2 separate regions of the Homo sapiens genome follow, and region 1 is linked to region 2. Evidence: chromatin loops called from intact Hi-C (ENCODE). Cell type or tissue: dorsolateral prefrontal cortex. All regions are shown on one strand. Each heading gives the region's core, and the rest is flanking DNA. Links, peaks and the distances in the headings are about the cores only.

Region 1 (14,894 bases), core at 1-8,000, 520 kb before region 2:
AACCCCGTCTCTACTAAAAATACAAAAATAATTAGACAGGAATGGTGGTACATGCCTGTTATCCCAATCCCAGCCACTCGGGAGGCTGAGGCACAAGAATCGCTTGAAGCCAGGAGGTGGAGGTTGCAGTGATATGAGATCTCGCCACTACACTCCAGCCTGGGTGACAGAGACTCCATCTCAAAAAAATAAAAAAGAAAGTGGGATCAGAGAAACAGAGCCTGGCAGTGACCCCCACTGTCCAGGAGAAAGTGAGAGAACCTGAGACGTGGGGACGACAAGACAGTTGCCCTTGTGACTGTAGGGTGAAGGATGTGGTTCATCAGGACTCTGTTCCAGAGGAGAGAATGTCAGGCTCTTATTTTTACCCAGTGTTTACAAAGCATCTGTGTACCAGGCACGGCACCAACTATTATGGCACAATTTCATTCAGTGCTCATGCCAACCCAGCAAGATAGGTTGTGCTATCAGATCTGTTTCACAGGGAGGGAAGCCAAGGCCCAGAGGCTTCAGTCACCTCAGAAGTGGGGAGCCAGGGTTTGAACCCGTGTCTTCTGGCACCAGGGTCTGTGCTGTGACTGCCCTGCATGCTGCTCCCTGGGACTTCCCTTTGGGCTCATCTGCTCACCCAGCACATCTTGGTACAGCACCCAGGGGACTGCAGTCATGGGCTTCTCTCTAAGTGAACAACTGGCCTGTGAGGTATCCATTAGTCTTTGGTGGATTTAGTCATTGTGAGTCTGTAGATCACCAGTGAGTGTCTTGCTAAAGTTCAGGTCTGGGCCAGAGAAGGACGTGGTTAGTTTATCAGGACCACGCCAACTTACTGCCCCTTTGGGGGCTGGTGATCAGCCTTCCCTGGCAGTCCTTTCTCCATGCGCCACCTTCTTCCTGCCTTTTGCTCTTAGAGCCAGGTCTTTAGAGCCTCCTTTCCCCTGCAGCTGGAGAATAGAGGGTGTCTGCCTGGGGGCCTCGCTACCTGCTGAGAATCCTGAATGGGGCCTCTTTTCCATCCTGACACCTTCCTTCCCCATCCAGGCAGCTACTGGGTCAGTGACAAGAGGCTGCCCCCCTGCTCACTCAGCCAGGCCCTCACCTACTTCCTGGACATCACCACACCCCCAACCCAGCTGCTGCTCCAAAAGCTGGCCCAGGTGGCCACAGAAGAGCCTGAGAGACAGAGGCTGGAGGCCCTGTGCCAGGTGAAGATCAGGGCTGGTGGGCAGTGGGGGTATGTGGGGGGTCCCAGCATGTGGGGAGCCAGAGTCCAGAGCTGGTTTTAACTTTCAAGAGGGATCCACACCAGGTTCCCAAAGTGAGACTTGTCAAAGGCTGGTGGGAAGCCAGGCATCGTCCGCTGGCCCATGTCTAGGACACAGTTGTGTTGAGTGAACTGAATTTTTCCAAGTGTCTGCAGGATGCAACCAGAGTGCACTGCCTTGAACATTAGCTAGAAAGGGGAGCCGCCCTTATCCGTCTTTGCTTTCCCCAAAACTGGAATAAACTTGTCACTTAAGATGTATTGGGGGATGGATGATGTGGATGAATGGATAAATGGGCATAATGGGCAGAGTGACAGATGGAGAGCTGAATTAATAAGTTAATGAGAGAATGCGTTAACTCACCTGCAACTGTCTGGTTCCAAGTCTTTGCAAAAGGCACTGGTTGTCATTATTATCATCATCATTATAGCTAATTATCTCAATTTAAGCTACCTCCACCGCCATTATTTTGTGGCTGCAATGTACTAACTTGGCACATGCTTTCTCATTTAATTCCCATAACATCCCCACAAGACAGGCAATACTGTCCTTGTTTCACAAAGGGTAATTGGGACAAGATTCCACAGCTAGTGAGGACACCCAGCCAAGATTTGAACCCAGGTCTGATTGGTTCCAAAGCCTTGCCCCAAATAAATTACAATAAAGATTTGACCCCTGCCCATGAGTTGCCGACAGTGGAGGTAACACAAGTTAGATAAATGTACTGGACTGAGTTCCTCCAGGACAGGCACTTATTTTGTCTCAAGTTTGGTCGTCTCAGCACCATGGACAGTGCCTGGCACATGGACTTGTTTGTTGAGTGAGTGAATGAATGAATGAATACTGGGTTGTGACAGTCTTTTCCCCAAAGCGGGACAGGCGCCCTGAGTCACTGACATCACCCTTGGCTTTTAGCCCTCAGAGTACAGCAAGTGGAAGTTCACCAACAGCCCCACATTCCTGGAGGTGCTAGAGGAGTTCCCGTCCCTGCGGGTGTCTGCTGGCTTCCTGCTTTCCCAGCTCCCCATTCTGAAGCCCAGGTTCTACTCCATCAGCTCCTCCCGGGATCACACGCCCACAGAGATCCACCTGACTGTGGCCGTGGTCACCTACCACACCCGAGGTGAGCCAGGGGCAGAGGCTCTGGAACAGCCCCGCTCCGCCCATTATTGGACATCTGTTCATCAACTCAGATTCAGCTCCCTCATCAGTTCAAGGAGGGAGGGAACACCCACAGCCCAGAGTTGTTAACAGTATTAGGAGGTGTGTGGGAGAGATCTCTAGGAACCAGGCACTAAACCAAGCCTTCTGTATGTATATGATCAGTTACATTGTGGGGTAGGCACTGTGTGCATTTTACAGGTGGCACAGAAAGTCACACTGTTAGTAAGTGGAGAGCTGAGATTCAGACCTGGATAGTCTAACTGCTGAGTCCAAGTCCTCCACCACTCCACTGTCCCACTACTCTTGGGACAATTTAATGAGATCAGATGTGAAGAGCACTCAACCCTTGGTAGGAGGCCAGTGGTTCTTAGTCTTCCCAATCATGCAGCCTGAACGCAGGGGAGATTCTGCATTGATTATTCATTCACTCACTCAGCTATTCAGTGGGTGCCTGGCACTGGGGTGGGTATGGAAATACAACAGAGATCAGCCCTGCCCTCAGGGAGCATCTAGAGGCGGCAGTGGAGAGATAGGCATAGAAATAATTAGATGATTTTCATTGTGCTGAAGCCAAGAAGGAAAGGTCAGGGTCACTGAGGGAAGCAGAGCAGGGGGTGACGCTGCCATAGAGCGGGAGGCCAACATCTCGTCCAGGTGGTCTCGGCTCCACCACTGGCCGCTGCCCCCTGCCCTGCCCTCTGTAACTGAGCATTGCCTGGGTTGGCAAAGCTGGGAGCTGCCCACACTTCCGAGCCCTCTGTCCTCAAGAAGCAAAAACACAGTTTCTAAAACCTTGGCAGAGACTCTATTTGCCCTGCTAGAGAACAGCCACCCAGACCAGGAGAGGAGAGGCAGACGTGTCCTGTGAGATCAAAGTTTAATCCCGAGGAAAACCAGGGGGACCTCTGCAGTTGGTTGGAGGCCTTCCTCAAGTGCTGGGCCATTGTAAAGGGAACACAACCCAGAGAGACCTCCTGGGTTTCTACAAGCCCAGGAGGGCCCACTGAGGAGGAAAGCAAGGTGCCAGAGCAGGCTGAAATGCGCGGAACTCATCCACCACCCAGGGTTGCTACCAGCAAGGGCCACGCTCATGAGCACGCACAGCAGTAGCCACCCTGAGGGGCCACTTCATGCTGCTGTCAGTGGAGCTCAGTGGTGAGCTGGGAGTGTTCCCGGAGAAAGTCTTTGGAAGGAGCACTGGAGTAGGAGTCAGGGAAGCTGAGCTGTCCACCTGATTCCACCACGACCTGAGTGACCTTTTTCAAGTCACTTTTCCTCTCCCCGTCTCAGTTTCTGCTTGGGCAGAAGGAGCAACTTGCAGCCTCTCTAAGTCCCTTTCAACGTTCCTCAGCTCCGCGCTTACAGAGGGTGGATCTCAGAACCAGGAGGACAAACAGCTGCTCATTGAGTCCTGAGAGTGCCTGAGTGGGGGCGTCCAAGGAGGGCCGTGGTGTGGGCGGAGCAGCTGGTACAGTTTGCGCATGGGCAGTGGGGGGACGTTGGTCACTTTGTGGTATCGTTGCAGATGGCCAGGGTCCCCTGCACCACGGCGTCTGCAGCACATGGCTCAACAGCCTGAAGCCCCAAGACCCAGTGCCCTGCTTTGTGCGGAAGTAAGCACCCCTTCCACTCTGTCCCCTGTGGGGCCGCCGACCCCTGGGAGTTCCGGGAGGAAAGGGAGGGATCTGGGGTTTAGGAGACGCTCGGAGCCCCTTGGCCCATAAAGAAGGCACTGGGGTCACACTGGTGTGGCTGCCTGTAGCAGGGACAGCGATGACAGGTGGGTCTCAAGAGTCCAGTGAGCTTGGCCCTTTTACAGAAGGACCTGGGGGAGGTGCTGGTGCCTGGACAGAAGTGAAGCAGCCTGCAGGACGTGGGAAATCAAATAGGAGCTTCTTGTCCTCTCCACCCCCTCACGACCGCCTCCCACAGGCCCAGCTCCCCAGCCATCCTGTGTGTGCGTGGGCCTGGGGTGTCTGAGGACTGGCCCCCTCTTCTCCTGTCCTCTTCAGTGCCAGCGGCTTCCACCTCCCCGAGGATCCCTCCCATCCTTGCATCCTCATCGGGCCTGGCACAGGCATCGCGCCCTTCCGCAGTTTCTGGCAGCAACGGCTCCATGACTCCCAGCACAAGGGTAAGGCTGGAGGCTTCCCAGGTGGGAGGGGCACCAGGGGGCCAGCGCCTGCCTAGGAGCAGAACTGCAGCCCCACAAACGGTTCCTGACCTCTCTCGAGGGAAGGCCTCCCAAGTTTGCTTCCCTGTGCGGGCCTCTGCGGGTTAGAATGGCTGCCTTTCCGTCTCCCGCATAGTAGCCAGGGCTCCCTCTCCTGGGAGTGGAGGTAACAGGAAAGTCCCTGCTTTTGATCTCCGATTGGCTGAGGGAATTCTGCATCCGCACTTTCAGTTCTGTGACTATGGATGAGTGATCTGAATGCGCTGGGCCTCAGTTTCCTCATCTGTAAAGTGGGGATAATGCTATTAAATAGCTAGTGGGAGTGAAGTGAGAATTCCAGTTGGGCTTGGAGCCCTGGCGCCCTCTGGTGGCCAACATGGTAACAACAGCCCGGGACTCCTGCAGGAGTGCGGGGAGGCCGCATGACCTTGGTGTTTGGGTGCCGCCGCCCAGATGAGGACCACATCTACCAGGAGGAGATGCTGGAGATGGCCCAGAAGGGGGTGCTGCATGCGGTGCACACAGCCTATTCCCGCCTGCCTGGCAAGCCCAAGGTAAATGCAGCCTCAAAGCAGGTGAAGCATTACACACACAAGCTCCACTGTGAGCCCTGGGTCCCCACAGGCCCCTCGCCTCCCCGAGCCTTCACCTCCTGAGCTCGAAAATGCTGGTAATTCACAACCATCAGAGTGATGCTGTGAAGAGCATTACACCCTCTCATACAGCAGAAGCGACAGACCTGGAGAGGTTCAGGACTAACCTAGGTCACACGCGGGTTAACCCCAGAGCCCAGCCTGCTGAAGGTCCCCAGCAGGCCCCCTGGGACACGCGACTGCCCGGGGAGAGGTGGTCCAGGCTGGCTACGCTCAAGCCTTGCAAGGCTGGAGGGCGGCCGATGCTTCCACCACGGCCATCAGAGGGGCTCTTCTGTCCCCAGGGCCGCGTTACCCCCTGAGCCTGGGGTGTCAGAATAGACTCTCGGCCTTCACACATTTGTCCCATCAGGGCACCTCTTGGGCCCAGTGCTCTGTGCCCAGTGCTGGGGCCACTGGGCATCCTGTGTGGAGCAGGAGCAGAGAGTCCCTGACTGACTCCTGGACCTTGTATCTGGGGAGCCCGGGATCCATACCCTGCAGAGACCTAATGGGTAGACTGCATTGAGAGGCTCCCTTTTCTGGGGTGTAGGCAGAGCCCTGGGCAGGGGGACTGCCTTCATTGATGCCTTTTTGAAGCATGGCAAATTCAGAGACAGTCTGGGATCCCCACTGGATGGTCAGCCCCTCGAGGGCAGGACTGTGTCCAGCATTTATCTCTCTAATCCCAGCCGAGCCCCAGGGGCATCCATGCACCTCATCCTGAGCCTGGCCCCTTGCAAGGTCCTGGCTGGAAGGGGACTCACTCCTCACCCCTTAGTGCCCCTCTCCCCGCCTCCTTGAGGCCAGCAGGCCTGCCTGCAAGCCTTGTCCTGAGCAGCTGAGGACTGAACCCACTGTTTCCTCTGGTTTCAGGTCTATGTTCAGGACATCCTGCGGCAGCAGCTGGCCAGCGAGGTGCTCCGTGTGCTCCACAAGGAGCCAGGCCACCTCTATGTTTGCGGGGATGTGCGCATGGCCCGGGACGTGGCCCACACCCTGAAGCAGCTGGTGGCTGCCAAGCTGAAATTGAATGAGGAGCAGGTCGAGGACTATTTCTTTCAGCTCAAGGTATAGTAGTGGGTGTGTGGGCTGAAGGTGCCGGCCAAGGGCACAGGCCGTTGGAGCCAGGACCAGGGGTGGCAGGTAGACCCAGGGGAATCAGGCCCAGAAAGGTTCTGGACCCCAAGAGAATCTTAGCAGTGGCTGAGATCTGAGCTGGGTGGGCTGTCAGATGGCCTTACTGCACATCCTGGACCAGTTGGCAGCTTTGAGAAGTCGGGTGAATGTGTTCCATTTTTCCATCTGTAGAATGGGGGCAGGAGAGTCTCCCTGGCCTCTCCCCAAACCCCCCTTTCAGAAAGTATCTGTGTGGCCAAAGCAAGGCTGTGAACACAGGGGAGAGCAAGGCTGCCCCCCGTCAGCCTCGTGTGAACCTCACACTTCTTATTTACACCCAGGCTGGTGTCTGCTCACCCTCATCCCCCCAGCAGGAAGGGCTTGCATTTTATTGATGAAGATAATAGTGATATTTATCAAGGGCTTACACTGGGCATACTGCTTGCCAAGGATTCTCATGTGACATTTCATTCAGTCCTGCCGAGGACTTTATGAGGGAGGCACCCCCTTTTACAGAGGGAAGGGGGCCTACGGGGACCACAGCAGTAAATGTGAGAGCCTAGAGTTCAGTCTGCCTCTCTCTGGTTCCAAAGCCTGTGATTGTCACTTCCATACTCTCCCTAAGACACATTCATACGTTCAACTGAACATTTATTGAGCACCTACTATGTGCTAGGGATAGAGCAGTAAATGAATCAGGCAAAAATTCTTTACATTCTACTGGGGCTGACAAACCCAGACAAGAAAGAGGTGTAGTGCTTCAGAGAAAAACAGCAGGAAACAGCCCAGGGAACGCTGGGGAGTGTAATTTTAAATAGGGTGGCCAGGGAAGGCAGAGCTGGAAGGTGGCATCTGAGAATAAACCTGAGATGGTGAGGAGGAGCCCTGTGGATACTGAAGGAAACACTCTGGGCTGTTCTGGAGGGGCAGCAGGTACAAAGGCCCCGGGGGTGGGAGTTAAGCTGGCGTGTTTGAAGAACAGTGAGGAGATAACAGGCATTTCCCCAAATGTGTTCAGTGGGTCGGTAGACAGTTGGCATCAAAAAGATTCCAAGGTCGAATAGCCTGGGACATGCTTAGTTAAGGCAAGGCAAACACGTTGCTTTACTACAAGACTTCTGGGAGCCTTCAGTATGCTGCTGTTCATCAGGACCCTTCAAGGCTGGAAGGAAAGAAAGGACGTAGCATTTCCCAAACATATTTATCTCAGAGCTCACACTTCCTGGAGTATCTTGGGTGGGGGATGAACGCTGGGCAGGAAATGGGTATGCTAAGTAAAGCTTTGGAGATGGTTAGAGGGCCCGCACCAGAGCAGGTGCTGAGCAGGGTTAGGGTCTAAACCAGATTCAAGCACAATCTAAGTATAACAGTTGGGAAGACAGATGGCTCATGAAGGTCCATGTGATAGGGAAGCTGGGCAACCCCAGGGGCTCATCCCAGCCTGGACTTGACACGTTGCTCTCTGTTTTTACCTAAAAGAGCCAGAAGCGCTATCACGAAGATATCTTTGGTGCTGTATTTCCTTACGAGGCGAAGAAGGACAGGGTGGCGGTGCAGCCCAGCAGCCTGGAGATGTCAGCGCTCTGAGGGCCTACAGGAGGGGTTAAAGCTGCCGGCACAGAACTTAAGGATGGAGCCAGCTCTGCATTATCTGAGGTCACAGGGCCTGGGGAGATGGAGGAAAGTGATATCCCCCAGCCTCAAGTCTTATTTCCTCAACGTTGCTCCCCATCAAGCCCTTTACTTGACCTCCTAACAAGTAGCACCCTGGATTGATCGGAGCCTCCTCTCTCAAACTGGGGCCTCCCTGGTCCCTTGGAGACAAAATCTTAAATGCCAGGCCTGGCAAGTGGGTGAAAGATGGAACTTGCTGCTGAGTGCACCACTTCAAGTGACCACCAGGAGGTGCTATCGCACCACTGTGTATTTAACTGCCTTGTGTACAGTTATTTATGCCTCTGTATTTAAAAAACTAACACCCAGTCTGTTCCCCATGGCCACTTGGGTCTTCCCTGTATGATTCCTTGATGGAGATATTTACATGAATTGCATTTTACTTTAATCACACTGTATGCGTGTGTGGGTGTTTTGTAGGGAAAGCTCTTCTCAGAGTGGGGAGCTGGTGGGTGTCACAGCCTGGACAGATCCCCGACAGAGGGACACCCCAGCCAGTCCATGGCTCCTCTGAAATGGCTGCCAGGTGTGCCAGCAGCAGATGGAGCTTCGTGCTGGTCCAAAGACCTGTGGTAGGGCAGGGGGCGCAGGCCTGCCTCCCACACAAAGTATCTGAAACGGGGTCTGGTGAGGGTGGGATTGTCGCATAAGGCCAGTGTTTCGAGGAAGGCCTTGAGCTTCTTCTTGGACACTGTCTTAGAAAGCGTTTTGCTCTGGGGCCACCAGTCTCATGCGAGACTGTGCCTTGGCCAGTACGGATGTGGTCCCTGGGAAGGCAGCGTGTCGAGGCGAGTGTGGGCCACAGCATCCTCGCCTGAGGGACTGGGGACCCTCTTGGGTTTGGAGCAGGCCAAGGAAGCCTTCTTAGGAGAGTGGGCCCCGTTTCCTTCTCCTGGTCAGAACCAAAAAAGGAGCTCAGCGGCGGCCACTGGGGTCCTGGCAACACACGGCTCCCAGCTTAGGTTTGGCCTCTGCCTCCTGGGTGCCCTGGCCGACTTCACCCCCTTGCCCGCCACCTTCCCCTTCTAGCAGTAGCATCTCAGGGGCAGGAGAAGGGGCAGTGCCAACCTCAGGCTCCAGGAAAGCTCCATGCCCTGCGCGACAGCCGTGCATCTCAGCAACAAGGCCAGGAGTCCGCTCCCGGACCAGGGCTTTCCAGCTTTAATGTGCGCACCTCGTCTGGGGTCCTGTGAAAACAGAGACTCTGACCTCGCAGGTCGGGTGGGGCGCGGGATGCTGCGTTTCCAACAAACTCCCGGATGCAGCTGGTGCCACTGCTCTGAGGACTACTATGGGGCCTGAGGAACTGGATTCTTACTGGGCTGAGCAGGATGTGTTGGCATCACCTGGATGCAGAGTCGGGCTTCCTGGCAGTGGCCCAGTGGCTGGCAGAACCCCACACATGAACACTGAGCCACTTTTCCTATGCAAGCCCTAACCCCTAATGCCGGAGAGACCCACAATGGAACACACACCCAGACGGTGCTTCGGGTTGGCTTCTCCTGACCCCCCTCCCCAAGCCACCTCCTCCCACTGGGACGCCAGGTCTGAGGAGGCAGCTCTGACCCTGCTGTGGCCCTCACAGGCTCTGCCCCAGCCCCTCTCCCATCTCGGAGGCATGGGGCTGTTTCCTGGTGTCCCCCATTACCACCTTCCTGTGTCCGAGACTCCTGCCCAAAAGGCTAGAGCCCCAGCCTGCTTTCTCCAACACCCTCGTGGGATTTGTGAGGGACCCTCTGGGAGGAGGTGTGAGGTCAGGACCCCCTGCCCAAAGGGAGTCCATGCTTTCCCATCCCACTCCTCTCAGCAGCACCGCCGCCCGATTCCACAGACTCCAAAATGTCTCCAAATGAATTAAAGAAGCCACGGTCAACCCACATGAATGTGCCAACAAGCATTTTCATTTCTTTATTTTAAGGACACTGGGAAAGGAGCCAGTCCCCTGAAGAGAACACTCTGGTCAGTTGGTGGAGGCCAGTGGGATGCCATCAGGCTGGCTTTCCAGGAGGGGGTGAAGGGTTGATGCAGGGTGCAAGGTGAGAGTTAGGTTAAAGGTCAGAGGGGAGGGACTGAGGACGTCACCTCCCACCAGGAGTGGACAGCTGGTGGCTTGAGACTGGGGTGGAGCTGCGTGGGGGATGGGAGGGGACTGAGCATGGGGCTTCATCTTCACTGCCCACTCCCCACCTCTCCCCAGCTGTGCCCCTCTCATCAGACCCCTAAGAGTTGTTGATCTGGGTGTTGTGGACCACAGCGTTCTCATCAAAACGGGGATTGAGGTGGAAGGCGATGTGGTTCCCAGAGTGCGGGTTGATGTGGAACCTGGGGTGGGCAGCCCACCTGGACCTTTGTCCACTGAGTTCTGGGCCTTATTTCCTCCCCGTCATCCACAGCCTGCCCAAAGCCAGGGGAATGGCTGGAATCACCTTGAAGGGCTCTCTCTTCCCAGAGGTCAACTGGAGCCCTTAGCTTACCTCTGAGCACTGGGCAGGACAGTGCCCAACAGGATGATGGACTTGGATGGGTACAGCCCTCCCGGAATGATGGTGACAAAAGGCGTCGGCTTTCAGAAGGAGAGGCATGGGTCAGCCAGTGGCAGCCAGGGCAGCCCACCACACAAAAGGGAAGATTGTACCAGGTCCCATGAATTTGGGCTGTCAGCTAAGAAGAAACCAACGATATCTGTACTTGGTTCCATAAAAGCCAAAGGAAAACTTTCCAGTGCTCCTCATATTAATGGGCTTAGATTAGTGTCATGAAAGGAACTTTGGCCAAACACAAAAAGACTCATCTCGTGGGGTGAAAAGGGAGAGCCATGCAATGCGCTCGTATTGACACGACAGTTTTAAGGTTGAAAGCTCCTCTCCACAGTCTTCTAATTCGCTGGGAAGCTTTGAAGCCCTTCAGCTTACCATTTTGAAAGCCCTTCGCTTTTCATTTTGCAAGGCTAGTGGATACCCCCGAAGTGGCCCTTCACCCCCAGCCTGCCCACCACAAACAGAACCTCCGCCCTCCCTGAGAAATCACTTACATAGGTGGGGTGGGGGTACATCATAGGTGGGTTGGCGGGAGTCTGCTGAAAAGAAACCAGGAAATTCAATGGGAGAGCGCATGTGTGCGCGAGCACTCACCCACGCGCACCCATGCATTCTAGAGGGGCTCCACTGTGAGGCTGACCTCATGAGCCTTTGGCCCTTGGACTCCCCCATCCACCTCCCTTTTCATGTTAGCCTTCCTGGAACTTCCTGCCGTGTTCCCGGACTCCACCACGGTCACCTGTCCCTCAACCCCTCTGCAGGCAGCCCCACTAACGCTAAACTTCCGGCCTGATTTGCACCAGCAGGAGAAGAGCTTAAGCCTATGATCGGTAGTGACATCCTGGGGACCCAGGATGCAGGGCCAGGAACCTCACATCCGGGTGCTGGGGCCACTGCACTCCCCACTTGGTGACAGACAGACCAGTTTCCCTCCCGGTCTCTAGGGGGCTTGCCTCTTCCACCACTGGATAAATCCTGCTTCTTCCAGAATCTCTGCTGTCCCAAGGACAGCTTTAGCCACATGTCACCTGAGCCAAGCACTCAGCCCCTAGTGTCCCCATCCTCCTTGCTAAACCGCTTTCTTCCCAACTCTAGCGCTCTAGGGAATTTAGTTCTTGGTGAAGGAGGACACTGTGCAGCTGTGAACTGACCAGAACTTGTAGACTTACAGAGAACATCTGTCCAGGGGCGCTCTGCACTGTGTGGATGACTGTCTGGGTCTGGAAGAAAGAAACCAGGTCTCACCCAGGCTCTCACGTGTGAAAACCACCAGCTCCCACCAGAGGGCGCCACACGGCAGGCACCCTCCAGGGGGCGTAACAAGCCCAATGGCCCCACAGACCCCACAGAGGGTGGGCCCAGGTGTCTCTTCTCTCAAGGGGATGAGCGAGGGGCAAAGGTTAGAACCCTGGAGAAGACAGATGGGGACGCTGGTGGCTCTGGCCCATCTTTCCTCTCGGGGAAACGTCTCTCAGCCTAGCCTCCCTTTGCAGGTGACAGAAGTGAATGTGGGGCATGGTCTTCCGTGGCTGCCCACGGGGTGGCAACTCAGGTTGTTTCATCACGGCCAGCCAACCACATCCAACCCCCAACCTCACCAGGCCGGGCAGATGGTCAAGGGCCTGGCCTGTGCCCTCCCCACTCCCAATGGGAGAGGCCCAATGCCTGGCCCTGCCTCCTCCATGAGCCCAGAAAAGCCAAAATGAGGACGATCCAAAAAGAAAGCAAGAGACTTACAATGGGAGCCGGGTTGGCAGGCCACACGCCGGGAGGCTGGAGGGGTGAGGAGAGTCAGAATAGTGGTTATCGCGGGCACCACAGAATGGGAGGAGATGGTGGCAAAACTCCAGGGAGGCTCTTGTGCTCAGAAATGCCTCCCCGGACACACCCACCTCCCTCTTGCTCCCAAGAAAGCCTTCCTGAGCCCGTGGCACCCAGATTTTTACCCCCAGGTGCACAGGGCTTTGGGGTTGGGGGGTAGGGTATCCCCATTGGTTCCTCTTGAGAGAGAGGAGGCTGGGTTTGATAGAGACCTCATTGCTCTCTGTAGCTCCCACAGCCAAGAGCATTACTTCCAGTGCCATATTTTACCACTAAGGTGAGAAGTGGTATTTGTTGAAGGCCTACTGTGGGCTGATTCCTGGGTTTCACTGCTTTCCAATGAGGGAAGCAGCCTCAGCTCCTGTGTCCCTGGTGAGGTAATGAGGCTTAGAAAGATTAAGCAACTTGCCCAAGCTCGCCCAGGTGGAAGGCATCAAATCCAAAGTGGCAGCCAGTTCTGTCTGACTGTATCCAGCACACTTTCTATCCTCCCCAGGGCCAGGGCCAAATTTGGGCTGCGCTGCAAATGTTCCCTGGGGCTCGACCAGTCCTGAAGTCAGCGTGGCAGGAGGCAGGTGCCCTGTCTGTACCGTGATGAGCCGTAAGAAGACTGCATAGACAAAGCGCCCCTCCTCCCAGTCCCCACTACTGGAGTGGCCAGAGGAAGGGCTGCTCACCTCCTTGTCCTGGATCCTGCCCCACCCAGTAGACTGTTCTTGCCCTGGCTGGTATCCCATTCTCCCTGGCTGTGTGAACCACATTCCACATTCATTCACTGAGTGCAAATGAACAAGGCACAGTCCCGGCCCTCTGAAGCCTCATGGGCATAGGGAGATGGGGGTGGAGTGACGGGGACAGACAACGCAAACACAGTTACAATGGGGTGCTTTGAACTGGCATGGCACAGATACGTACAGACTCTGTGGGGTCATGGGGGAGCGTCCAACAATATTCCAGGCGGGGAGGACTCCCAGAGGAGCGACATTTAGGCAGAGCATGGAAGGGCAATTAGGCGTGTGCTGGGGGCAGGCTGGCAGAGGATGCTTCCGGGACCAGGGACAGCATATGCAAAAACATGGTGGCCCGAGAGGGCCTTGAGTGAGCTGCAGAGGCTGCGTGAGCTTTGTGGTTTAGGGGTGAGGCAGCGAGGTTGATTGGGGTCAGACTGGGAGGAATTTGTATGCCCTGCTGGGGAATTTGGGCTTTATTTGAAGGGCTGGGGGCTGTGAAGATTTTTAAGCAGGGAGAGGGTGTGATCAGATTTGCTTATAAGAAGCACTTATAAGAACTTAAGTGCTTATAAGAACCACTGTGACAGTGGTTGGGTGTGGGGGGTGGGGAACTGGACCCCTGTCGTCATGGTGAGGAATCCCGGAGGCCTGGGCCATGTCGGTGGCTTCGGGCCTCTTGGTGCCTTGGAGAGACGTAAAGAAGGGGGAATGAAGAATTCAGGGAGACCCCCAGGTCCCCAGCTCTGGGTGCCCGGCAGACAGACAGGGAACTCTTGAGTGGGCAAGATGGGGCCTGTAGGCCCTGAGTGGCCTGCTGGCTGGGGCCAGCCTCTCAGACCCTCGGTCCTTCCTACTGTCTGCTCGGCCACCCAGGGCCTCTGTGTTGAACTCACTTTTTGTCTGCGCCCCCTGGGCCTGGGTGGGAAACAGACAGACTGGGAGAATGGCACCGTGGAGAAGGCAGGCTGAACAGGGACTGTGCGGGGGTTCTGTTAAAACAAAAGGCACCGGGCAGTGAGGAGAAGCATTAATAGAGCCAAGGAGAAGCCGAAAGGCAGAGGCAAGGGCAAGAGGGAGAGACCAGGCAGGCAGGGGGATGAGGCAAGGGGGTTAGGGCCCTGCCAAGATGGGATGGGAAAGAGCCAGGCTCTGGTGAGCAGTGCAGGGGTGCGGTCTCCCTCCAGCTCTTCCCTCCCCATTCACCCACAGGGGAGGGAGTCAGGGAAAGAGGGACCAAAGTCAGAGATGAGGACCAAAGGGCGAGAAGCCCAGATTTGCTGAGGGCCTACTGTGTGCTTCGCTGATCTCAGGGAGCAGCCTCGAATGCCAAAAGGGTAATAGTAGCTCCCACCCAGCTGCTGGTGCCCTGTGGGAATGTGGGCCCAGCATACCCTAATCTTCCCATTTTTCACGTGGTATTGGTATCTCCTGACCTTCTTTAGTTTTATTTGTTTTATTTTATTTTATTATTTAAACAAAGTTTTTTGGAGACAGGGTCTTGCTATGTTGCCCAGGCAGAACTCTAATTCCTGGGCTCAAGCAATTCTCCCGCCTCAGCCTCTTGAGTAGCCAGGACTGCAGACCTCCACCACCATACCTGACTCTCCTGACCTTTTAGATGTTGGCAACACATTCAAAGTTGTTAAAACACAGAGGTCAAACAGACCCTGGTGTGGGCCCAGGGGGGCCACTGTGTGACCTCTGATATCTGTCTCCTCACTGAACCACACAACCACCCATGGGGGGCAGGCAATGACCATTCTACAGATGAAGAAACCTAG
Region 2 (15,488 bases), core at 2,622-10,621:
CCTGGTTTCCAGCCCCAGACTCAGCTATGTCCCAGCTTTAAAAGTCCAAGAACCAGGACTTTGCAATAGAGGGATTACAATAATGTGCATTCGAACTATACCTGGGGACTGGGGGTTAGGAATTCTGTCTTGATACCACTTATGAAAGGTGTCCCTTTTACTTATGGCAGGTGGGTGGTTTATAGAACAAGCCCATTCAATCTCTTTGGGGCTTGAATCCTGGCTCTGAGTGGCTGTGAGTGGCCTTGAGTGAGTGACCTCATTCAGGTTCCCACATGCCATTTAATACTCTAACTCATGGAGTAGGGCTGACTTAACCTTCCCAAGAAGTTGTGAGTTTCTCAGGTGCAGGGTCCATGACTTAAATACATTTTGTATCCCCCATCTTTACCCCTCTCTCACCTTGACATACGTGTATACCCGTTTAGGGGTAGAACATGTCTGTAAGACCCACCCAAGAAACTGACAACAGTGAGTGCCTCAGGGAAGACTGAAACCAGGAGGAGGGACTTACTCTTCACTTTACATTCTTGAATATATTGCCATGAACACAACAGTATTTTAAAAACTGCCTAATACAGAAATAAGAAAATTCACATCTCTATTTTTATTTCATTTTGTGGAGGTAGAATCCTGGATTTATCCAACCCCCTATTTAGGGGCATCCTGATTTCTCCATCTTGCTGGGGGAAGTTGACTCACCTCTCATTAACCTGGGAAGGCTTCCCAGAGCAGGTGACTTCTGACAGATGAGTAGGAGTCAGATGAAGCAGGGTAGGACATGAGAAGAAAGTATTCCAAGCAGGGGGAACATCATGAATGAAGGTGGGAGGTGCGAGAGTGTGGCCCTTGTGAGGAAATGCAAGGTGGGTAGGGGTGGGATGGGTGGAGATGAGGCTGGAGGAACCCATAGGTCATTTAGGGCTCTTGCAGCATGCTAGGCACTTGAATCTTGGACTCAATCCCAGGCACAATGTGGAGCCATTGAAATAATCTGGGGCTGGTGAGAGTGATCAACTGTACAAATCAGCAGCATTGTTCCGAGGAAAGCAAGACTTGACCAGCTCTTCAGCTGTATCAGTTACCAAATACACGTTTACTCATAAAGAGGGCTGGTTTCTTACTACTACCTCTCATTCCAGCTTGCTGCAGGCTCCAGATGGGAAATACCCACAGAGCTATGGGAGCAGAGGACTCTCCTAACTCTGTGAGAGGCCTCAAGAATGTAATGGAGAAAGCCTTCCCAGGCTAAAAACTCAGACTCAGAGCTCCCCAGACAGGCAAAGGAGAGAAAGGACCTTCCAGGCAGAGCGAACTGCAGGAGGAAGCTCAGGGCGCATGTGCAGGGAATTAGGCTTGACAGGTGGGAAGGGGCCAGGCGCTAATGAGGTTTGTTTGTTTTTTTCACATTTTCTATCACTTTCTATGAGGTTGGTATATTTATTTATTTATTTATTTATTTATTTATTTATTTATTTATTGAGATAGAATTTTGCTCTTGTTGCCCAGGCTGGAGTGCAATGGCACGGTCTCAGTTCACTGCAACCTCTGCCTCACAGGTTCAACTGATTCTCCTGCCTCAGCCTCCTGAGTAGCTGGGATTACAGGCATGTGCCACCATGTCTGGCTAATTTTTGTATTTTTAGTAGAGACGGGGTTTCACCATGTTGGTCAGGCTGGTCTTGAACTCCTGGGCCTAAGTGACCCAGCCACCTTGGCCCCTGAAAGTGCTGGGATTACAGGCGTGAGCCACTGTGCCCGGCTGAGCTTGGTTTTTACTGAGCTATTTTATAAATCATCTGGCGCGCTTCAGAAGTCGATTTCAGGGCATCCCCAGACCGACCCAATCAGAACTTCCAGGTGATGTCTTTAATCTGACGACTTTGGGAAATGTGGCTTTAGTCTAGACAAAGAGTTCTCTAATGTAGTTGTTGGCTAAAGTGTTATGCAGGGGCCCCAACCACACTGCAGAACCACGGTCAGTCCAGCAAGTGAGGGAACTGCCTGACAAAGGGGATGGTCCCTGAGTCAGTCTAACCTGTCAGTTTGGTGGGGCTAGGAATGAAGGCGGACCAGTTCTTCCTGTGAGGTGCAAACAAAAACTGGAAAAACAGCAAGACAGACTTATCCAAGTTCTTTCTGGGCGTGGCTGAGGCTGCACCGTCTCAGTCTTTGGCCATTCCTGAAGCCCTCTCAGCAGGGTCCTCTGTCCTTGCCAAGAAGCTAGAAAGAATTAGAAGACAGATGAGTCAGAATGGAAGGTAATGAGGTTTCTGGGCTTCCAGGGGTGCTCACCCAACCCTCAGGGCTTCCCCTACTGCTCTTCCCCTTTCTCACCCCCACCCAGGATTTCTTTCCCCCTGTAAATGAGAACTGCCCCCACTCCCCACCCTCCACTCTGCAGTCAGTGGGAGGATGCATGCAAGAAGCTGTTGGAGCTTGAGGGAAGGGAGGAGTGAGGGAGATGCCCCTGATGCTGGTGTCTTCATTCTCTGAGCTGGATAGGGACTAACCGTGGGGCAGCCTGCTACCAGCAACACTGGTTTTTCTTTTCTTTTTTTTCCTTTTTTTCTGAGACGGGGTCTCGTTGCCCAGGCTGGAGTGCAGTGGTGCGATCTTGGCTCACTGCAACCTCTGCCTCCCAGGTTCAAGCAATTCTCCTGCCTCAGCCCCCCTTAGTAGCTGGGATTACAGGCACACACCACCACGCCCAGCTAATTTTTTTTTGTATTTATAGTTAGAGATGGAGCTTCACCATGTTGGCCAGGCTGGTCTCTGACTCCTGACCTCAGGTGTTCCACCCATCTCGTCCTCCAAAAGTGTTGGGATTACAGGTGTGAGCCACCACTCCTGGCCCAACAGCACTGATTTTGCAGGGCAAAGCATTATTTGTCTTGAGTCAGTCCTATGGCCTACATAAAATGTGGTCCCCTCTGGATTCGCGGCTGACCCTGGCACTTGTAGCTGGAGAAGGCATGCAAACATTGATGATGCACAGTGCTGGCTCTCAGATGGTAACATCGGTCGCCTCCCCATCCCACTTCATTTACTCAACAAACATTGATTTGAGCCCCTGCCATTCTGGGCCTGGGGCCCAGAGGAAGAAAGGCACGACCCCAGACCGTGAGTGTTCTCTGAGAAGCAGACAGAGGCAACGCTGCTGTGAGAAGCAGAGAGAGGGCTGAGACCATCCTGAGGACAGCAAAGAGGGCACTAACCTGGAAGACGGGCGGCAAAGATGTCTGAACTGAGTCTTGAAAAGCCAGCCAAGCTGCTCACCCCAAAAGAAAGTTTATTCTGGCTGAACCAACCAGCCAGAGGGAAGAGACTTCAGGGATTTCAGTGCTAAAATGGAAGTGTTTACAGTCTCCCTTCCCCAGAGACCCTCACGCTTGCACCCCACCCCAATCCCTGGACTCCCACAGTACCTCCCAAGGGAGAATAAGCAGAAAAGACCCCAAGGGGAGGTATTGCTGGAAGCCTGGCAGAGGGAAAAAGCTGCTCAGTCTTCTGATGAAGGGGGGAGTGGGGACGGGAGCTGAGCTCATTCCTGGCTGTTGAACTGTGCTCTGCCAGAGCTGGGCCCTGTTAACCCTACAGTGAGTTAACCCTACAGTGAGTCCTGAGGGCTTGGAGGGAGCTTTCCCTCAAATCTCGGCATCCAGACTGCTTCTGCTCTGCCCACCAGCCCCGCTAATCCTGGCGGCCACTCATTCATTCACTGGTTTGTTGAATTAATAGTGAGGGAGCACCTTCTCCTAGATCCTAAAGATACAGCCATGCACAAAACAAAGACCCCACAGGTCTTTATTCTAGTGGGGGAAGCAGACAGAGAATGATCAAACGAGGAAGGGAGGAAGACAAACAAGAAAGGGAAAGGGCGAAGAGGTGGACCCGTTCATATGGGAGGGAGAGGCTCAGTAATAGCGGGCATGGGGCAGAAGTCTGAAGGAAGGGCAGGGGGCGGGAGGGAGGGGAGAGGAATCCCAGAGGGAGAAAGCAGCACCTGCAAAGGTCCTGAGGCAGGCCTGTCCGCAGAGCCCTGAGGGTGGGCCGAGCAGGAACTCACTGTGCATGGAGACACGCAGAAGGGTTTAAGAGTGCCAGCTCTGAGCTCATGCATGCCTAGCGGCCTGCATTTAGGCAGAATTGCTTCATCTCCCTAAGGCTCAGTGTCCCTGTCTGTAAAATGGGAAGAATGGTGTTACTGCACCATGGCTTTCTATATACTTTTTCTAAATAAATGGCAGTTATTATCAGGATAATTATAAATGCAATGGATACATGTTCAATAGTTAGTATTAGCACTTTCCCAAAGGGGATTTCCAACAAGGTAAGACACTAGATTTTTTTTTTTGGTTTTATAAAAATATCTTAAATTACACTGATAGTAACACATGTTGAGAGTGAGGTATGTGGGCATCAAGTATCAGCAATCACAAATCACACTCACGCCTTCCCCCACTCCTCACAGGTGGGGCTTGCCCCCATTACTCCAGAGCTGCCTTACAGGCACCAAAAGCAAGGCCTGGAGGAGCCAGGAGCTTGGCTGGATCTGAGCAAGACAGTGTCAGAGCCAGAATTAGGCTGCAGTCATCTTTAGAAGGAAGCAGAAAGTTTCTCTTTGAATTGACACTTCCTCCCATTTTCTTTCCATTTGAGTAAGCACAAACCTTAAGAGTTTAAGCCTTTTTCAGAAAGTTTGGAGCTATGGTCGGTGTAAGGAGACAGCCATCTCCCTTTTAATCTTTGGTTTTGAACGTGAGTGATTGGGAGGTCCCTCGACGACTGGCCTGGGTCTTCAGAAAGGTCTCAAGGATGTGAGCAGGCTGTAGCAATCCTGCTCTGGCCCCCACCCTGCTGGACAGCCCATGGTGGGTGATGGGTGCCACAGCTGATCTGGAATGTTCTGTTCATTTGCCCCCCTGCCAACCCTTCTCCAACCTTCGAGGGAGCCATCCCACCTGGCCCATGCCTCCTGCCACCCAGCTCACACCCCTCATCATCAGAGCGCAGCACGACCCAGCTCTCTCTCCTGCAGGAAGCACATAGCCCTCCCTGCCCTGCTTGGCCCACTGTTCCCAGCTTTCTCAGAGCCCAGTCCATCCTACCGTGGGTTAGCGATGGTGGGAGAGATCAGTGCAGACCTGTCCTAGAGGCGCCTGCCAGAGCAGGGGAAGAAGTAATGACAATGAGTAAACCACGTGCTAATTTTCTTTTTTTCTTTTCTTTTCTTTCTTTCTTTCTTTCTTTCTTTCTTTCTTTCTTTCTTTCTTTCTTTTTTAAGGCAGTTTCACTCTATTGCTCAGGCTGGAGTGCAGTGGTGCGATCTCAGCTCACTGCAACCTCGACCTCCCTGGGCTCCCAAAATCCTCCCATCTCAGCCTCCCAAGTAGCTGGGACTACAGGTGTGTGCCACCACACTGAGCTAATTTTTTTATTGTTTGTAGAGACGGGGTTTTGCCATGTTTCCCAGGCTGGTCTTGAACTCCTGGGCTCAAGTGATCCACCAGCCTCAGCCTCCCAAAGTGCTGAAATTACAGGCATGAGCCACCCTCACCTGGCCTGAGTGCTGAAAAACAGAAAAGCCTCAGAGGCCAAAGATGAAGCACTGGATGGAAGTTGACCTCCAAGCAGGGAGCAGGCAACTCAGCACCAGCCTAGGCTCCACGTGGGGCTGAGAGAGGGGGAAGGCCACCGACAGTCCCTGCTCCATGGGGAAGGCAGCCTCTGACTCTGGCTGACGGGCCGGCAGTCGGATAAGGATTGGCTGGCAGGAATGGGCATCCAGCTGCCTCTGCTGCTGCTGTGAGCTGGGAATGATGGTGCCAGTCAAGTCTGCATGGCCAGGTGGCCGGGCCGGGGTCTCTCAGCTCCAGTGGCTGAAACACACTACAGAATCATCAAACCTAGTCTGAGATAGTCATGAAAGAGATTTAGAAAAAGACATAGTGATTTTGTTCCCCATTTGCTTTTTCTAAAAACACTCCTCTCTAATAAAATGTATGACAGCAATAGCTCTCACTTATTGCTCATTTAATGTGTGGCGAGTGTTTTCCTAAACTCTTTATATATGTGTATTAGCTCATTTAATCCCCACACAAATCTTATGAGGTTTTACCACTGTCTTCACTATATAGATAAGGAAATGGGGGAGTTTATCTCCAGGAAAGTTAAGAAACTTTACCAAATAACTTGACCAAGGTTTAAATGGGGGTCTTACCCAGAGTCAACTTTAACTTCCAGACTGTCTCTACTACATTTTCTTTAAACAGCTCTTTGTGACGGGCTTGACCTTGCTGCAGGGTCTTCCTGTGATTCCCAATTCTTTGGATTCAACCCACATTTAAATCAGTCCTCCTGTTTCTGCCTAAATAAACCAATGCTTATAATATTTAAATATTTATTAAGAGTCTCTATCTCTGCAATGGTATATTTCCAAGATAATTTTTCTGATGAAACCCAGAAGAGAGAGAAAAAGAGAAATATTGATTGAAACCCATATTATGACGATAATTTTGCTGGATAAATATGTTTCTTTTCTTTTTTTTGAGACAGAGTCTCACTCTGTCACGCAGGCTGGTGCAGTGGTGTGATCATGAATTTTTTCAAAATATTAGATCACTAGCTAGAGCTTAGAAATCCTTTGTCATAAAGAGAAAGTTTTGACGAAATGGAATTTGCCATAGCATCCATACTTGCTTACATTTACCAAAGGTTAAACTGTTCCCACGTATCACCTTCTGTTGGGCAATTTACCTTTGCTCACTAGGCATTGGCCAGGGGAGAAATGGTTTACATTTGAGAAAGAGGCCTAAAGCACACAATGCATCCCTACTTTAATTTTTCAAGAAAAATGCCTGCCCAACCTTAAAAAAATCAGGTAAGTAACACAGAGAGTAGGGACTATCATAAAACTATTTACAAAGCTAACTGGGATTAAAGTAGCCCTCAGAGCTTTTAGTGACATCTCCTGACCTCTGCTGGACACATTTGGGATTGCATAGCTCCCAGGTCCTTGAAAGTAACCAGCAAAATAAGAATCTTAAAGTTTACAGAATGCCTCATCTAAATCTCTCATTTCAGAGATGAAGAAAATAAGATTCAATGGGCTTATGTGACCTACCCAAGAGTACACAGTTACTTATGAAGTGGCATATTCAGGACCAGTACCTAGAAATGATTTATTGCCCAGTAAACCACATATGCAAATGTTGATTAACTTCATTGGAATGAATAAATACTCTTTGGATTATCTTTAGAGTACCATCATTTTTAGAAATAAGAACAGCTGACAAGGACAAAGTGGTAACCAAGAGTCAAAATTAGAATTATTTGAGCAAGGTCATAGTTACCTTTATATCCCGTATCCCATATCCCCTAATCCCATAACTCCGTCATTATCTTCAGTGACTGATGATGTCTGTAGAGTAACAAAGAAGAGAGTCGGAGAATTCATTTTCACAAAACCCTTTTTTTTAGTTGTAAATATTTATTCCTGATTGTAGTTTGTTAAAATGAGCTTGCCTTCCTAGAGGAAACTTCAACTGGCCATAGGAAATAAGACTCCCCAGGGTTAAGAGGACTGTTCCTTTCAAGAACTAACTCTACCAGTGTTCCTGCAGAGACACATGGAACCCAAGGGAGGCACCCAGAGGTCTCTGATGCTTCTTCAGCTGGGAGTTTTGGGTCTCCCTATTGAGGCTGTATCTAGAAGAGAAAGCTGAAAGACCACTGAACTATGTAGTCAAATTATTCTACACTTTAATATCTCCAAATGCATAGTGTTAACGAAAGGAGTAGAGTATTATATTTGAAAGAACATAAGCTTTGCAGCCATGCAGTTAGTGGCTGCTTACTATCTATGTGAGCTTAGGTAAATGACTTAATCTCTCTGAGCTTCAGTGTCCTCACCAATAAAACAGGAATCATAAATGATACTTTTCCAGAAAGTTGTTTGAGAATACATGAGATTGTGTGTGTGAAAATCCTAAGCAAAGTACCTGGTGCTACAGGCCAAAGGGAGGGATAATGTTTGATTTCTTCATGGAATTAAATATACACCAGATTTTTTTTCTTTTTTTGGATACTGGGTCTCATTCTATTGCCCAAGCTGGAGTGCAGTGGTGCAATAACAGCTTACTCCAGCCTCGAAGTGATCCTCCCACCTCAGCCTCCTGGGTAGCTGGAACTATATATAGGCACATGCCACCATGTCTAGCTAATTTTTTTCTTTTAATTTCTTGTAGAGACAGAATATTGCTATGTTGCTCAAGCTGATCTTGAACTCCTGATCTCAAGTGATCCTCCTGCTGCCTCCTGCCTCAGCCTCCCAAAGCACTGGGATTATAAGTGTGTGAGCCACCGCACCAGGCCTATGGCAGATTTTTTTTTTTTTAATTTCAGACAGGGTTTTACTCTGTTGCCCAGGCTGGAGTGCAGTGGAGTGATCTTGGCTCACTGTGGCCTCAACCTCCCAGACTCAAGCAGTCCTCCCACCTCAGCCTCCCAAGTAGCTGGGACCACAGGCACCGCCACACCTGGCTATTTTTTTGTATTTTTTGTAGAGATGGGTTTCACCATGTTGCCCAGGTTGGTCTCAAACTCCTGGGCTCAAGCGATCCACCCACCTCAGCTTTCCAAAGTGCTGGGATTACAGATGTGAGCCATTGTGCCTAGTCTAAAGTGTCTCTTTAAGGCACTTGTGAATAGAGTCTTGTCCATTTTAGATTATTTTATTGGGTCTTTGAGATATAGAATTGAGTATTTCTCCATGATAAATGCATAAGTCAGCACTTTTTTTGTGAGAAAAAGTGTGTCTGGGCCAGGCACAGTGGCTCATGCCTGTAATCCCAGCACTTTGGGAGGCTGAGGCGGGTGGATCCCTTGAGCCCAGGAGTTTGAGACCAGCCTGGGCAACATGGCAAAACCCCACCTCTACTAAAAATACAAAAATTAGCCAGTCTCATACACAGCCTCAAAATTAATTAATTAATTAAAAAATAAAAAATTTTAAAAAGAGACACTTTAAATGGTTTAAAACATCCCCACTCAAGATTTTGTTGTTGTTGTTTGCTTTTTGTAGTTTTGCTGTGCCTTCCCCATGATAAAAAGTGCTCTTAAAACTTGGCAGCTGTCTGGGTGCAGTGGCTCATGCCTGTAATCCCAGCATTTTGGTAAGCTGGGGTGGGCAGATCACCTGAGGTCAGGACTTTGAGACCAGCCTGGCCAACATGGTGAAACTCTGTCTCTACTAAAAATACAAAAATTAGCCGGGCGTGGTGGTGAGTGCCTGTAATCCCAGCTACTCGGGAGGCTGAGGCAGAAGAGTCACTTGAACCTCGGAGGTGGAGATTGCAGTGAGCCGAGATCGCACCACTGCACTCCAGCCTAGGCAACAGAGCGAGACTCTGTCTCAAAGAAAAGAAAAGAAAAGAAAAAAAAACTTGGCAGCTAAATTGGTTGTGTGTGTGTGTGTGTTTAAACATATCACAGACATTTGCTAAGCACATTTCCTTCAAGAAGAGAAGAAACAAGTTTTTGTCAATAAGAAACTGTGGATATGACGCCTCCCTGAGTTAATTAAATCAACCCAGACTATTTTTCATTGCCATGAGGGAGAGAGAGTACACCCCTGTCCCTTTATGGTATTAGAGATTGTCTAGTCCAGCGTGCTCTATGGAACCCTGCAGGAGTCACAGCAGGGCACTACTGAGAAAGTGCCAAGAGGACAGGACTCTCTTTAACCAGAGCAGCACTGCGTCGACCAGTTTTATGATTTATCTGCTCCTATAAGGAAAATTTGTTTGCATGAAATTTCCTGTGGCTGAAACATATTTGCAGAACACAGATCTAGGCTCATTCCCTAATTTTACATATGAGGAAGCTGAGGCTTGGGGAAGTGAAATGACATCACTAAGTTAAAGCAGAGCTGGAGACAGTACTCAACGGTCTGTATCAGTCGGGGGACTTGGTTGCTGGTTAGATGCCAATTCTGGATAATCAAAGCAAAGACTCACAGGGGCTTGCAAAATTGACAGGAGCCTGATAGGCTTGGAAATGGCCAGAACCACGAGCACACTGGAAGGCCAAGAAGCTGGACAGAGTTCACAGAAAGTCCATAAATAGTCTCATAACCAGAGGAGCCTGTAGAAATGTTGATGCCTCTCCTGCCTCTTCTGCAATGCATGGCACCAACCTTCTCCTCTGATATGGTTCGACTGTGTCCCCACCCAAATTTCATCTAGAATCTCCACAGGGACCCCGTGGGAGGTACTTGAATCATGGGGGTGGTTACCTCCATGTTGTTCTTGTGATAGTGAGTGAGTTCTCACGGGATTTGATGGTTTTATAAGGGGCTTCCCCCGTCTTTGCTCTGAGCTTCTTGCTGCCGCCATGTGAAGAACGACATGTTTGCTTCCCCTTCTGCCATGATTGTAAATTTCCTGAGGCCCCCCAGCCCTGCAGAACTGAGTCAATTAAACCTGTTTCCCTTACAAATTGCTCAGTCTCAGGTATTTCCTCATAGCAGCATGAGAACGGAGTAATACACCCTCTTATTCTCATGTCACTTGATTTAAAGTCCCAGGAGAGAGTCCATGATTGGCTGGGTTGAAGTCACATGCTCACACTCGGGCTGGATGGGAGCCAGGAGAAACAGGTCTGGCCCCTTGAGCATCCCTAGTGGGAGCACTGCCCACAATTAGCCATCCACATTGGGGAAGGGTAATGCCCCAAAGGGAATTTTGGCTATTGAGAAGGGGAAATGGATGTGGGCAGCCCAAAGGGCAACTAAAGGGAGCCTGATGGCGCATAGCAGATCCCGATAACATGGACACTTTGTCTCAAGCAGAAAGAGCTACAGCAGGGAGAAAAGGATCTTTGCTGATGTTGAACATCAACAGGGTAAGCCTCTTTTCTTCAGTTACATTATTGCTACAGTTGTGAGAACCCTGGCATTAGTCTCTATACACTCCACCAGCTCATCACTAACTGAAAACTAGTTATTCAATAATCCTATACCCATTGCTGAGCAGCCACTCTTTTAGAATATTACTTTTTTAAACATAGGTGTAGGCCCAAAGTCAGGATAAATAATAGGTTGAGCCTTTAGGGATGTCAGAGTTCTCTGGAGAAACAGAACCAATGGGATGTATATGCACAGGGAGAGGGATTTACTTTTTAAAATTGGCTCATGCCATTGTGAAGGCTGGCAAAGTCCAAAATCTGCAGGGTCAGCAGGCAGGCTGGAGACCCACGGAAGAGGTGCAGCTGAGCCCAAAGGCAGTCCACTCACAGGATTCCCTCTTCTTCTGGGCAGGTAATCATTTTCCTATTAAGGCCTTCAACTGGTTGGTTGAGGCCCACCTACGTTGTGGAAGGTCATCTGCTTTACTCAAAGTCTATTGATTTAAATGCTAATCTCATCGAAAAAATACCTTCACAGAAACATCTAAAATAATGTTTGATCAAATATCTGGGTATCGTGGCCTAGCCAAATTAACACATAAAATTACCCATCACAGACGGGTCTCAGAAAAGGAACTGGGAAGGTTTGAATGACTTTACAGCCAACTGTAGCCACAGCGTGACCTTGGGCAGTCATTTTCCTCTCTGAGCCTCATTATCTGTAAGATGAGGGGCCTGAATTGGGTGATCTGTAAGGGTTTGGGCATAAAATGGCAAGGTGAGCGTGAACATCTAGTTTATCTCCCCTCCCGGATTCTCATGGGGGAATTTCCAACGGAGTTTGGGATGGCAGGGACTTGGATCAGACACGGAAAGGAGGCAGAGGATGCTCGTTAAGGTGTTTCCTACCCAGCACCCATTTCCTTCTGCCCTACAGTATCCCAGCTTTCATTCAGATTCCTGCCTTCCCTCACGTAACCCATGTGCTTCAAGACTGACCTCATTGCCAGCACCAGGGATTGGTCCAATTGGCCTAAGCGGATTTCTATCCCTAACCATTGATTGTTTCAGGAATCCAGGCCTGAGCGGATTCACGCATGACGTCTCCCTGGACACAGGGATGGGTTCACAAAGGGGTTGGAGTCACTGAGATGTGAGGAGAAGTCTGCTGGCAGCTTCTGGGACATTACACCCTGGTGCTGAAGAGATCGCTGCCGGAAGAGGCTGTCTTCCTGGGCATGTTGTCAGGTGAGGCCTAGAATTGTGGCAGCCACCTTGCTGCCAGCACAGGGGAAAGATGAGCCTGGGGAGTCCCAAGAACCAGAGCGGGAGCCCTGATTGCCCCACATCCCATCCCCCACCCCCACCAGCGACCCACATTTTAAGCAATGGGAGCCAATAAATCCTCTATATTTCTGTTACCGTAGCAAACGGAAACCTAACAGAGACACTGTAAAGGCTACTATTCCAATTTTTCTGGAATTAGTGCTGGGAGAACCCTGACAGAGCCCTTCTCCTCTTCTGTCTTCGATAGCCGGGGGCGGGCCGACCCAGCACGCAGGAGGCTTGCACCGCAAAGCCTTCTCGCTGAACCAGGCAGCAGATCCATCCCACGGGGCTTCCTCCCACGTGAGAAACGTAGGAAAAGACGCTGCAAATCAAAGACGACCACCCTGGAGAAGCAGGAGAAACTCCCCAACTTGAGTGAATGTATCAACATTTCAGAAAATGTAGGAGGTGGATGTTACTGTTTAATCTGCTCAGCATCCTTCCCCCACCCCTTTTGATAACTGGCCTCATCCACTGGACACACTTCTTGGAATGAGACCCGGGCTAGGCCAATCAGCCTCTCCCTGAAGTGTTTCCCTGAAGCTGGAAGAGAGGAACTCTGTTCCCTCTTGGATTACAGAGCTGAAAGGAGATGAATTTGATGCTACTAGTGTTCATGTTTCTAACCAAGGGAGATGGGGCCTAGCAAGCCTTAATGGTCTTCATATATTTTCCATCAGACCTTTTAAGCTTCCCCCATGGTGACCAGCCCCAGAGTAATGCACATTTAATTCAACTTTCAATGCAGGAAAATCAATTGCATTGCACCACAGACTGTTTATTACACGTAATCTGAAGTTCAACACATAAAGAAATAAGCAATATACACAAACCATGGCACTTAAGAGTTCAATTTGGGGACCTATTTCCCCCCAGAAATCAAAATACTTATATTGTCCTAAAATATTTCACATTATAAAATAAAGTTTTTCTGTTTTTTTTTGTTTTTTAATCCAGGCTGGAATTGCTTGAAACTTTTTTTTTCCTTTGACTTTTATTTTAAGTTCAGGGGTACATGTGCAGGATGTGCAAGTTTGTTACATAGGTAAATGTGTGCCATGGGAAACTTTTAAAATAATAATTATGATGGCTTTTATTTTAACAATGCTTTATAGTTCACAAATTGTTTTCAGATATCTTACCCTATTTTGATCTTCCTCCTCAAATGCTTGTGAATTAGATAGGACAAGTAAACCCATTTAGCAGATGAAGAAACTGAGCGATGAGAAGAGCCCAACTACAAGAATGAGGAGCGCCTAACACCCACCCAGTCTAGGATGTTATTAATCCCAAAAGAACTTCATTCTATTTGGAGCTCGTGGGGGTGGAGAGATGGAAGCAGGAAGAACCTAAATTGTGTCTACCACTGGAATTCAGATTTGTCTTGACTTGATAAGGTAGGCTCACCAGAAGGCTTTATGTTTTCTGCTAGTTTGTTTTGTAGGTTTTTAGAGATCTCTCAGGTGGAGAGGGTTGAATTCATCATACCCCTCAATTCATGGTACGTTATCATCACCAAGGAACTGCTCTTGTTTTATTCAATTACGTACTTTCCTTTTATACACCATCCATATTCCTTTTTTTTTTTTTTTTTTGACAAGGTTTCACTCTGTTGCCCAGACTGGAGTGCAGTGGCACAATCATAGCTCATTATAGCCTTGACTTCCTGGGCTCGATAGATCTGCCTGCCTCAGCCTCCTGAGTAGCTGGGACTACAGGTATGTGCCACCACACCCAGCTAATTTTTTTGTATTTTTTGTAGAGATGGGCTTTCACCATGTTGCCCAGGCTAGTCTTGAATTCCTGGGCTCAAACGATCTGCCCATCTAGGCTTCCTAAAGTGTTGGGATTACAGGTGTGAGCCACGGAACCCAGCCCATGCTCCGTTTATATAGAGTTCAAAATAGGCAAGGCTATTCTCTAGTTTCCAGGGTGGGGGTGCAGATAATACTTTAGTTTTTTTTTTTTAATCTGGATCATGTTTATATAGAGTTATTCATTTTGCAAAAATCTATTGTGCTGTGTACTTAATAATTGGTGTAGCTTTCTGTATGTATATACTTCATTAAAATTTTTACTTGAAAAAGTCCTGTTGGAATTTTGAATCATCTTGCATAAATTTATAGATGAATTTGGGAGCGAATTAATATCTTAGAATTGTTAAGGTCATCTTATCCATGAACATGTTGCTAACATTTTAAGAGAGATATTTGTCATGAGGGGTATTGGTCTGTAACTTTTTGGTTTGGGATTGTTTCTTTCTTTTCTTTTTCCTTGCAAAGTCTTTGTCTGAATTTAATAACAGTATAATGTTGGCCTCATAGAATGAGTTGGGGAGTGTTAACTCCTCTTCAATTTTCTGAAAGAGTTTGTGCAGAATTGGTATTAGTTATTCCTTAAATGTGATGGAATTCACCAGAGAAGCTACCTGGGCCTGAAGTTTTCTCTGTGGGAAGGATTTTGAACTTCAGATTCTATTTCTTTTTTCTTTTTTTTTTTTTTTGAGACGGAGTCTTGCTGTCGCCCAGGCTGGAGTGCAGTGGCACAATCTCGGCTCACTGCAGGCTCCGCCCCCCGGGGTTCACACCATTCTCCTGCCTCAGCCTCCTGAGTAGCTGGGACTACAGGCGCCCGCTACCTCGCCTGGCTAATTTTTTGTATTTTTAGTAGAGACGGGGTTTCACTGTGTTAGCCAGGATGGTCTCGATCTCCTGACCTCGTGATCCGCCCGCCTCGGCCTCCCAAAGTGCTGGGATTACAGGCGTGAGCCACCGCGCCTGGCCAATTGTCTATTTCTTTAATAGATACAAGACTACTCAGATTATCTATTTTTTTCTTTTCCTTTTTTTTTTTTTTTTTTTTTTTTTTTGAGACAGAGTTTTGCTCTGTCTCCTAGGCTGGACTGCAGTGGCACGATCTCTGCTCACCACAACCTCCACCTCCCAGGTTCAAGCAATTCTCCTGCCTCAGCCGTTCAAGTATCTGGGATTACGGGCACCCGCCACCATGCCCAACTAATTTTTTTTTTTATTTTTAGTAGAGACAGGGTTTCACCATGTTGGTCAGGCTGGTCTCGAATTCCTGACCTCAGGTGATCCACTTGCCTTGGCCTCCCAGAGTACTGGGATTACTTCCAGTCCTGCAAGCTCCATTAAGGGTAAATGCCGTATACAGGTGTACCATTTTACAGGCATAAGCCACCATGCCTGGCCATCTATTTCTTGTTGAATGAGTTTTGGTAGTTTGTCTTT

Evidence for each region. A loop is a pair of places that touch in the nucleus more often than their neighbours do. Peaks named below come from ENCODE experiments on the same cell type or tissue, not always from the same donor. Only the 100,000 strongest peaks of a DNase experiment are listed, where the experiment ranks them.
Region 1: it touches region 2 in a loop (5-fold over the local background); 10 of 110 quality-filtered maps call a loop at or near these places.

The regions. Positions count from the first base shown.
Region 1 is chr17:27,750,289-27,765,182 of GRCh38, reverse strand. It overlaps NOS2 (nitric oxide synthase 2), which reads left to right. Exons shown (of 27, transcript NM_000625.4): 21 at 1,039-1,202; 22 at 2,178-2,385; 23 at 3,952-4,039; 24 at 4,439-4,560; 25 at 5,005-5,153; 26 at 6,108-6,302; 27 at 7,830-8,417. The coding sequence ends at 7,937. It also overlaps the pseudogene LGALS9DP. Among named protein-coding and RNA genes, the nearest start is that of NOS2, 43 kb to the left of the region's middle. RefSeq lists an enhancer at 8,767-9,267. In dorsolateral prefrontal cortex, for the core only: CTCF peaks have their summits at 4,772 (motif pointing left) and 4,971 (motif pointing left); a DNase peak (open chromatin) is centred at 4,972.
Region 2 is chr17:27,228,386-27,243,873 of GRCh38, reverse strand. It overlaps LOC124903956 (a long non-coding RNA gene), which reads left to right and starts at 2,165. Exons shown (of 2, transcript XR_007065676.1): 1 at 2,165-2,261; 2 at 5,451-6,015. It overlaps LOC105371704 (a long non-coding RNA gene), which reads left to right and starts at 12,076. Exons shown (of 3, transcript XR_934632.2): 1 at 12,076-12,156; 2 at 12,443-12,645; 3 at 13,418-13,690. RefSeq lists an enhancer at 5,004-5,103. In dorsolateral prefrontal cortex, for the core only: CTCF peaks have their summits at 6,760 and 6,971 (motif pointing left); a DNase peak (open chromatin) is centred at 6,993; H3K27ac peaks cover 1,549 bases.